Regions from separate parts of the Homo sapiens genome. Here regions 1, 2 and 3 are each linked to region 4. A link is an interaction called in ENCODE POLR2A ChIA-PET data of the cell type or tissue named here. Cell type or tissue: GM12878. All regions are shown on one strand. Region 1 has its middle 5.7 kb from the start of KLHDC10. Region 2 has its middle 7.4 kb from the start of ZC3HC1. Region 3 overlaps KLHDC10 (kelch domain containing 10). Region 4 overlaps TMEM209 (transmembrane protein 209).

Evidence for each region. ChIA-PET counts read pairs that join two places held together with the same protein. Peaks named below come from ENCODE experiments on the same cell type or tissue, not always from the same donor. Only the 100,000 strongest peaks of a DNase experiment are listed, where the experiment ranks them.
Region 1: POLR2A ChIA-PET joins it to region 4 with 6 read pairs; 4 of 35 experiments call an interaction of 5 or more read pairs at or near these places.
Region 2: POLR2A ChIA-PET joins it to region 4 with 5 read pairs; 2 of 35 experiments call an interaction of 5 or more read pairs at or near these places.
Region 3: POLR2A ChIA-PET joins it to region 4 with 5 read pairs; 6 of 35 experiments call an interaction of 5 or more read pairs at or near these places.

The regions. Positions count from the first base shown.
Region 1 is chr7:130,063,626-130,066,125 of GRCh38, reverse strand. No RefSeq gene overlaps it. Among named protein-coding and RNA genes, the nearest start is that of KLHDC10, 5.7 kb to the left of the region's middle. In GM12878, no CTCF peak of the experiment used is centred here; no DNase peak of the experiment used is centred here.
Region 2 is chr7:130,057,553-130,060,052 of GRCh38, reverse strand. No RefSeq gene overlaps it. Among named protein-coding and RNA genes, the nearest start is that of ZC3HC1, 7.4 kb to the right of the region's middle. In GM12878, no CTCF peak of the experiment used is centred here; no DNase peak of the experiment used is centred here.
Region 3 is chr7:130,119,959-130,122,458 of GRCh38, reverse strand. It overlaps KLHDC10 (kelch domain containing 10), which reads right to left. Exons shown (of 10, transcript NM_014997.4): 4 at 1,556-1,710; 5 at 257-405. Among named protein-coding and RNA genes, the nearest start is that of LINC03008, 21 kb to the left of the region's middle. In GM12878, no CTCF peak of the experiment used is centred here; no DNase peak of the experiment used is centred here.
Region 4 is chr7:130,181,687-130,184,186 of GRCh38, reverse strand. It overlaps TMEM209 (transmembrane protein 209), which reads left to right. Exons shown (of 15, transcript NM_032842.4): 8 at 1-3; 9 at 2,468-2,500. Among named protein-coding and RNA genes, the nearest start is that of TMEM209, 22 kb to the left of the region's middle. RefSeq lists an enhancer at 1,034-1,153. In GM12878, no CTCF peak of the experiment used is centred here; a DNase peak (open chromatin) is centred at 1,006.

The sequences.
Region 1 (2,500 bases), 120 kb after region 4:
TTATAAAATATGTCTTAGAGAGCTCTATACATTATTTTTTGTGGGTTTTATTTTGGTTTGGTTTTTATTTGTTTTTTGAGACAAGGTTTCATCTGTCACCCAGGCTGGAGTGCGTGATGCAATCTTGGCTTACTGCAGCCTTGACCTCCTGGGCTCAAGCCATCCTCTCACTTCAACCTCCCAAGTAGCTGGTCACAGGCATGCATGACCATGCCCGGCCAATTTTGTTTATTTTTAACAGAGATGGCGTTTCACTGTTTCTTTTTTCTTTCTTTCTTTCTTTTTTTTTTTTTTGACTCTCTGCATTGCCCAGGCTGGGGTGCAGTGGCACGATCTTGGCTCACTGCAACCTCCACCTCCCAGGTTTAAGTAATTCTTCTGCCTCAGCTTCCCAAGTACCTGGGATTACAGGTGTGTACCACCACACCTGGCTAACCTTTTTTGTACTTTTAGTAGAGACAAGGTTTCACCATGTTGGCCAGGCTGGTCTCAAACTTCTGACTTCAAGGGATCCGCCCACCTCAGTCTCCCAAAGTGCTGGGATTAAAGAGGTGAGCCACTACATCTGGCGTACATTGTTATTCCTTTTTTTTGAAGCCTACAACCAGGGCCAGGCTCAGTGGCTCACGCCTGTCATCCTAGCACTTTGGAAGGACAAGGCAGGTGGATCACCTGAGGCCAGGAGTTTGAAAGCAGCCTGGCCAACATGGTGAGACCCTCTCTCTACTAAAAGTAAAAAAAGAAGTTAGCCGGGTATGGTGGTACACGCCTGTAATCCCAAATCCCAGCTACTCGGGAGGCTGAGGCAGGAGAATCACTTGAACCCAGGAGGCAGAGGTTGCAGTGAGCCGAGATCACACCATTGCACTCCAGCCTGGGTGACAAAGCAAGACTCTATCTCAGATAAATAAATAAATAAATTTTTAAAGTAAATAAATAAATAAAATCTGCAACCATTCTTTTTTCACCATTGGTGAAAACAATTAGCAAAGATCTCTCCAAAAAAAAAATGAGGCCAGGCGCAGTGGCTCACACCTGTAATCCCAACACTTTGGGAGGCCGAGGTGGGTTGATCATGAGGTCAGGAGTTCAAGACTAGCCTGGCCAAGATGGCGAAACCCCGTCTCTACTAAAAATAGAAAAATTAGCCAGGTGCAGTGGCTGACACCTGTAATTCTAGCTACTCGGGAGGCTGAGGCAGGAGAATCACTTGAACCGGGGGGGCAGAGGTTGCAGCGAGCTGAGATAGTGCCACTGCACTCCAGCCTGGGCAACACAGTGAGACTCCGTCTCAAGAAAAAAAAAAAAAAAAAGACTGCTAAGCCCCAAATCAGCACACTGGAAGTTTAAAATGTAAGTTTAAGGCCAGGTGCAGTGGCTCATGTCTATAATCCCAGTCCTTTGGGAGGCTGAGGTAGGAGGATCACTTGAGCCCAGTTCAAGACCAGCCTGGGCAATATAGTGAGACCCCCGTTTCTTTCTTTTTTTTTTTTTTTTTTCTGAGATGGAGTTTCACTCCGTCCAGGCTGGAGTGCATGGCGCAATCTCACTCACTGCAACCTCTGCCCTCAGAGACGGGGTTTCACCATCTTGGCCAGGCTGGTTTTGAACTCCTGACCTCGCAATCCACCCGCCTCGGCCTCCCAAAGTGCTGGGATTACAGGCATGAGCCACTGTGCCCAGCTGTGAGACCCCCGTTTCTACAAAAAAAAATGCAAATTAGCCAGGCATGGTAGCCCATGCCTATAGTCCCAGCTACATGGGAGGAGGAGGTAGGAGGATCCCTGAGCCCAGGAGCTCCAGGCTGCAGTGAGCTATGATCTCATGGCTGCACTCCAGCCTGGGTGACAGAGCAAGACCTTGTCTCAAAAATCAATAAAGTTTTTTAAAAAACAGAAAAAATCAAACAAAAGATGTTAAAATCATTCAGAGTCCAAATAAATAAAAGCAAAGTTGAAGTTGTCTTCAGCATATGAACGATCTTTCCTTTCAAAAAAAATTAAGGGTAGGCTTGGGATTTCTCTAAACAGGAAAGATAATTCGTCAAGATCTGAGTGAATCTGAGGATATACTTGTACAGTAGGTTCAGAAAGTTTGACAGGTTGGGGCAGCCCATGCCTGCAATCCCAGCACTTTAGGAGGCAAAAGTGGGTGTGTTGTTTGAAGCCAGGAGTTTGAGACCAGCCTACACAACAGGTGAAACCCTATCACTGCAAAAAAAAAAATACAAAAATTAGCTGGGCATGGTGGTGCCCGCCTGTGGTCCCAGACGCTGCTCTGGAGGCTGAGATAGAAGGGTCACCTAAGCTGGAGCAGTTGAGACTGTAGTGAGCTGTGTTCATGCCACTGCACTCCAGGCTTGGCGACAGAGTGCAGTGTCTCAAAAAAAAAAAAAAAAAAGAAGAAGAAGAAGAAGAAGAAAAGGGACCGGGCATGGTGGCTCACACCTGTAATCTCAGCACTTTGGGAGGCCAAGGCGGGTGGATCATTTGAAGTCAGG
Region 2 (2,500 bases), 120 kb after region 4:
AGTGAGCTGAGATCCCGCCACTGCACTCTAGCCTGGTGACAGACAGAGTGAGACTCCGCCTCAAAACAAAACAAAACAAAACAAAACACCATACATACAATAAAGACAGTCTGACAGCTGGAGCAATCGGCAGAACTGTCTACTTCCCCAGGATAAACAAAATGGATAAGCAGCTCCTGAGAGGGAGATTAGCATGCAGGAGGTTTTTGGGGAGGATTCTTGGGGTCAAAAGGACGGGAAGGAAGCTGATCTGGGCAGGGGGAGGAGCTGGGCTATGATGCAGTCTCAAGGGAGACCCTCCAGGAAACCCTGAGGCTGGATGGCCCTTTAGCATTGTCCTGAGTTGGGACACGGAGCTGGGCCTTTTATAACTGTCTGGATTAGTTACTGGATGCCCTGAGGAAGGGAGTGGAGGTGACCTCAGGAGAAAGGGCTTCCTTCAATGAAGTAGCTATCAAAGGAGATGACAGCCAAGGACAGTAGGGCTTCCTGCTGCTGGTATGCCCAGCGGCTGGGGAGATTAGTTCTTCCTTCCTGAAAGAAGGTGAGGTAATGGTCACTAAAATGCTTAGGAAGAAAACTAGCACTTACCAAGAACCTACTACGTATCAAACATTTTCATATACATTCTTTCATTTAATCTCATATCCAGAAGTTATTTGACCCCAAGGCCACATGGCTAGTGATGGAAGCAGAATAAGAGACCATCTCTCTCTCCAAAACTCTTTTCTTCACATCACACTGGGCAAGTGACTATCTGAAACTTGGAAATTTTCCAAGTGTTTATTGATTCCTGTCTTAAAATTGACATCTTCTGGCTGGGCATGGTGGCTGACACCTGTAATCCCAGCACTCTGGGAGGCCAAGGCGGGCAGATCATGAGGTCTAATGATCGAGACCATCCTGGCCAACATGGTGAAACCCCGTCTCTACTAAAAATACAAAAATTAGCTGGGCGTGGTGGCATGCACCTGTAGTCCCAGCTACTCGGGAGGCTGAGGCAGGAGAATCACTTGAACCCGGGAGGCAGAGGTTGCAGTGAGCCGAGATCGCACCACTGCACTCCGGCCTGGCAACGGAGCAAGGACTCTCTCTCAAAAAAAAAAATTGACATATTCGGAACATCTACTATATGCCAGATGCTGGAGTATTAAGGGGAAAAAAACTGAAATATCACACACACACACACACACACACACACACACACACTATATATATATATATATATATACATTATACATAATAGATATAAATAAATAAATATCTATTACATCAATATACATATAGTTGTCGCTGTATATCCTCAGGGGATTAGTTCAGGACTCCTCTTCAATACCAACATCTACAGATGCTCAAGTCCATTACATAAAATTTGCATATAACCTATACACATACTTCCATATGTGTATCAGTTAAGTCATCTCTAGATTATTTATAATACCTGATACAATGTAAATGCTATATAAATAGTTGTTATACTGTATTGTTAAAAGAACAACAAGGAAAAAAGCCGGTACATGTTCAATACTGATGTAACCATCCATTAAAAAAATATTTTCAAGGCTGGGTGCAGTGCCTCACGCCTGTAATACCAGCACTTTGGGAGGCCGAGGCAGGCATCTCAAAAATATATATACATATATATTTTTTCTAGGCTAGGCTTGGTGGCTCATGCCTGTAATTCCAGCACTTTGGGAGGCCAAGGTGGGCGGATCATCTGAGGTCAGGAGCTCAAGACTAGTCTGGTAAACATGGCGAAACCCTGCCTCTACTGAAAAATACAAAAATTAAACGGGAGTGGTGGCAGGCACCTGTAATCCCAGCTACTTGGGAGGTTGAGGCAGGACAATCACTTGAACCCAGAAGGTGGAGGTTGCAGTGAGCTGAGATTGCCCCATTGCACTCCAGCTAGGGCAACAAAGCGAGACTCTGTCTCAAAATAAATAAATAAATTATATATATATATTTATAATATATAAATATATATTTAAATATATTAATATATTTTTAATATATTAATATATTTATATATAAATATGTATTTAAATATAAATATATATTTAAATATATAAATATATATTATATATTATAAATATATATATTTATAATATAAATATATATATTATAAATATATATATTTATAAATATAAATATATATATTATAAATATATAATATATATTTATAATATATAATATATAAAATATATTTATATATTATATATGTTTATATATTATAAATTATATATTAATATATTTATATATTATAAATTATATATTAATATATTTATATATTATAAATTATATATTAATATATTTATATATTATAAATTATATATTAATATATTTATATATTATAAATTATATATTAATATATTTATATATTATAAATTATATATTAATATATTTATATATTATATATAATTATATATAATAAATATTATATATAATTATATATTAATATATAATATTATATATAATTATATAATATTATATATAATAT
Region 3 (2,500 bases), 62 kb after region 4:
CTAATGCAGAGAGACTAAAGTATAAGAGGAAATGACATGGAAAAAAATTCTGTAGTTTAGAAGGAAATATTATTTCCTCACCAGAAGAACTTTTTTTACTATAGACCTTTCTTTACTATTTACCTGAGATCTAACATCCAACAGCCAGTTAGTTATTCTAACTGGGGCCAAAGGGTTTTCTTCATATTGCCAACACTCTGAAAGAGGTCAAATGTTAGCACGAAAGAATAAATATGCTTGAATCCTAGAACCTCACCTCTCTTCTGGTAGATCACAGGATAGGTTGTTTGGTTTCAGTTGTGTCCACTCTCTGGTATTGAGATCTAACTTGTGCAGGTCTGTGCTGTAAATATAGCCGGTTGTACCTCCAAAGACATAAAGGGAGCCATTGATGATGGCCATAGCCTGGATAACAAGGAAAGGTGAATAAGACCGACTTGTTAACACTTGATTAAAGAATGTAAACTTACCAGATACCTCCAAATCAGGTTTTATGAAATTCTCTTGTATTTTAATCTTTTAATGTATCAGACTCTTAAAAGAATAAAGATTTTAGAGAACCCAGAGATTATTTTAAGAACCTGGAAAACACCTTTAGAAAGGTGAAGCTTTACTCAACTGGAAAGGAAGTCCTACCTCCCAAGATGATTCTTAAGGGTCCTGGCTGATCAAATAATTTCTAGCCCATGGGCATAAGCATTTCCATTGAAAGCTGCTTCTCTTTATAAGCAGTCTGAAGAAAAATGCTCTCAAGAAGCAGCAGATATGAAAATAAGCCACCACAATCTGCTAAGTAGAAACCCTAGTTAGCAGTTCAAGGAACCTGATGTTTTCCACTGGACCCTTTTCAATGAAAGTTTCAGCTATTGTTATGGCCACTTCTTAAGTTTAAATGCCTCCTGTGGAAGCAACAAAGTTATCCAGTATGTGCTCCTTTGAAGTTAAGCTCAGAAGCTGTTTATCAGTACTAATGCCAGCGAGTCAAGAAAGAAGTCAAAGCTTGGTTGTTTTAAGCTTAAACTCTCAAAGAGTCTCTGATGTATGGTGGGTTGCTCCCTATCTTTCTGGATATAACTTTTCAGACCTAAGGTTTGAAGCGCTGGAACCTAAACTAATCTCTACATAATGTATGTTTTAGCTCAGATCCATGTAAAAGTTTCTTCACCAAGTGCTTTCTCATCTACTCAAGAATCACTCTAAAAATGACCAGGACCCAGACCATAGTGAAGCCCAATCTCTCACGGGGGGTGAGGGTAGAGGTGGAGGTGGGGTTCTAACATTTAAAGGAACTTCCATACAGGTCTACATCCTGACCTAAATTGAATTAGAAACAGAAAGTGAAAAAAAAAGAAAAGAAAGGAAGAGAAAAGAAAAGAACACAGCAAGTAACCAGATTTGCAAATTATAATTTCATATCAGAACTAAAAAATCAAGTACTAACCACAAAGAACTCTTCTCCATTAAAATAAAATGGTAACAATTACAAATATTCTAACACCATCCCCAGACTAGAAAAATATGAACAAATACACCATGACTGGCCACAGATTGGTACCTGTCCATATATACGACTGGGTTTCTTCCCCCGACAGCTGAGCAAAGCCCATCTCTTATACTTCACATTACACACATGGACGTCATTGCCGTTGCTCTCTCCAAATGGGATGCCCGTACCTCCAAATACTAACAGGTTGTTTCCATGCAGCACAACTGAGGAAGGAGAAGCACAAGTTCTGTTCACAAATGGCTACCTGCAATTTGTTCCCACATAAACCCAGAATATCTGAGAAGCTACACATATCTGCTTTAATGATCTCATAAGATAGCTCAAACCACTGACATCTAACTAGTAGCTGAGCGTGCCAAATCTGAAAATCTGAAGTCTAATTCAAAATCCGAATTAGACTTTTTGCGCACCAACAATGATGCTTAAAGGAAATGCTCACTGGAACATGTTGGATTTCAAAGTTTTGGATTTGGTATGCTAAGTACAATGCAAATATTCAAAAAAAAATTTTGAAATGTGAAACACTTCTGGTCCCAAGCATTTCAGATAAGGGATACATAGCCTATACTACAAAGTTCTGCAGAAAAAGATCTAATTCCACTATATGGGCTCTATCACATAGTTCATTGCTAGGCATATATGACGTATTCAATACATATTTATGGAATTCACTAAATACTGTGTATAATAATATTGAGTTCCATGAACTACAGTCTACCCAGTATACCACTGCTGCTGAAGACAGTTCAAGCATGCAGCAAAGCAGAGAAAAATGAAGTATCATCTTTGCGTTAGCAAAGACCCAAGGGGACTCAGAATAAAGGGACTAAAGGGACATTCTGTTTTTGCCAGGAGAATGATTTCTAAATTTACAATTATGGTTTCTGTCATTTTAATCCTCTACCAGATTAAAACAAAACACACCAATATCCTGCAGGTAACTTTGGTGTTCTTCCTCCTGTAGCTCTTTTGTTCCTGCCACCACACACACAA
Region 4 (2,500 bases):
AATGTAAGTTCTGACATTACTCTTTGGACAATATTAGTGCCTCTTAATATGCAAAGCATGTTATTAGAATATCATTTAGAGTTCATTATAAATTAGAATATTAGTTATAAAGGTACAGTATGAATGGTACATATATAAGGATAAACATGACTGTTACTATATGGTATTTATTTTCATGAGATTTTTTTCTTCCTCCATATTTAGTGAATTGTTATGTTTTGAGAAGATAAAGGAATAATATGTTTAGTTATTGAGATCCTCCCTTTTCAGTTCTCAGTTTTATTTTCCAAAGAGCTTTTCTATTGGAGCCTTTTATTTACCTAGAATTGTGAGGGGAAACAAAAATGAGGTCCTTGCCCTCAGAAAACTTAAAGAGTTAGAGAGATAAGACAACATATGCTTGAAGCTATTTCAAAGTAGATTATGATTTCTGTTTTTCTAGAGAAGAACCCTCTAATCTTGGGCCAACTTTTCCATATACAGAGTGAGTGAGTTCCCTATTTCCAACTCCACGTCTTCCTCCCACCTTCTCTAGTACCTGTGTGTTCTGGGTTCTGTTAGGCATATGGACTTCCCCTTCCACTATACGGAGCTCCACTTAGCTCTGAAGGGGCTACTACTTCTGTTGTTTCATCCTTCAACATTCATCCATCCACTCTGCATCTTCTAGAACTATTTTGAAATCACTTGTGCTCATTTTTTATCCTTTTACTCTTATTTAAATAGGGCATCAAAATAGAGGGGCAAAAAATGGTAGCCTACTTTATTGAAACAGAAACCTGGATGGCATTTTATGGATAATTCCTGAACCCAATCCTAGACTTACTCAATTAGAATTTATAAGGGTGGGGCCTAGACCTCTCTCTGGGACACGTTAGGTAATTTTGTTACAGCCAAAGAGTACAGCTGTACTCTTTTGTACCATTTGTCACAGCTGGCAAATTAAGATGCATGTAGTAAATGTTGGAAGGATGAATGAGTCAAATCATCTCCTGAAACTGGAGTTTGTTGTAGTTTCTGTTATAGGCTAGTCTAAAAATGCTAACATGTTTAAAATATGAAGTCTTAGTCAGACAGAGTATTAGCTACTTAGAAGAAATACAAATACATTTCCTCATCTGAAGTCCCTAGGTGACCATGTGCTATAAAATTTAGAGTTTTTGGATTTTTTTAAGCAATACATGTATACCTGTACCGTATAATTTATAACACCAGAGTCTAGTTAACACTCAGTAATCAACCACATTAATACTTCTGCAGAAAAACATATGAATAGTCACACTCAGTGGGATAAAGCCTATAAATAGCTTCATGTGAATTCAGTTCAAGTCTTGCCAGTATATCAAAATTTGCTTCCTTACATGGATTACAAGAAATCTTTTAAGTTCCCAGAAGGTTTTTGTTTCAGTTGTTTATAATATTGTATTTCATTGGAAACATTTTTTCATCCTTTTATTTTATGGATAAACAAAAGCATGGAAACAGAAGTGGTAATTGAAGTTGCTACAAACACATACACAAAATAATAACACACAAACCAGATGGGATGTATCCTTAGTCTTTTCACATCCCAGCATTAGTTTTATATTAGCCATGGAAAAGGCATTTGAAAGTCCCAGTCCTAAAGTAATATTGTAATATTCAAAAGCCAGTTTCAAATGTAATAAGTCTCTGTTTTTCCACATGGTTAGGGAATTGGGTGAGCCTGCTGAGAGTTAGGCAGTTATGTTAGTTTGAAAAACTATCTTACTGATTGCAAACCAATATAAACACTACATTAATAAATGTGTGAATAGTTACCCTACAAATGTAAACTGAAGATTATCCTTTTAGCTAAACATAATAATCAGAAAATTTTAAGAAAAATTTAACATATAGCTAAAAGTTTTATATTTTTTTTTCAGGAAAAAAAATAAAAACATGTTATTTAAGAATGTAATTTAGTTGCCAGGCGCAGTGGCTCACGCCTGTAATCTCAGCACTTTGGGAGGCTGAGGCAGGCGGATCACCTGAGGTCAGGAGTTCAAGACCAGCCTGGCCAACATGGTGAAACCCCGTCTCTACTAAAAATACAAAAAATTAACTGGGCGTGGTGGCAGGTGCCTGTAATCCCAGCTACTCAGGAGGCTGAGGCAGGAGAATCCTTTGAACTTGGGAAGTGGAGGTTGCAGTGAGCTGAGATTGCGCCATTGCACTCCAGCCTGGGCAACAAGAGCGAAACTCCATCTCGAAAAAAAAAAAGGAATGTAAGTTAGTTAATTTACACTCCAGTGGCATATTTATTTAACCATCTCTTGATTTCGGGTAGCTATTACTTTCATTCTCTTTCACTATACTTTATGATTCTTTTAATATTCAACTATAAGATAGTAAAAAAAATTCTTAGAGTTGCTTGTAAAAAAGAAAGTAATTATTTGACAGCTACTTGGGAATTATGTATCCAAAATCTGTACCTTATTTCTTCTAGTGGATCAATGAGACAATATTAGTGCCACTTGTT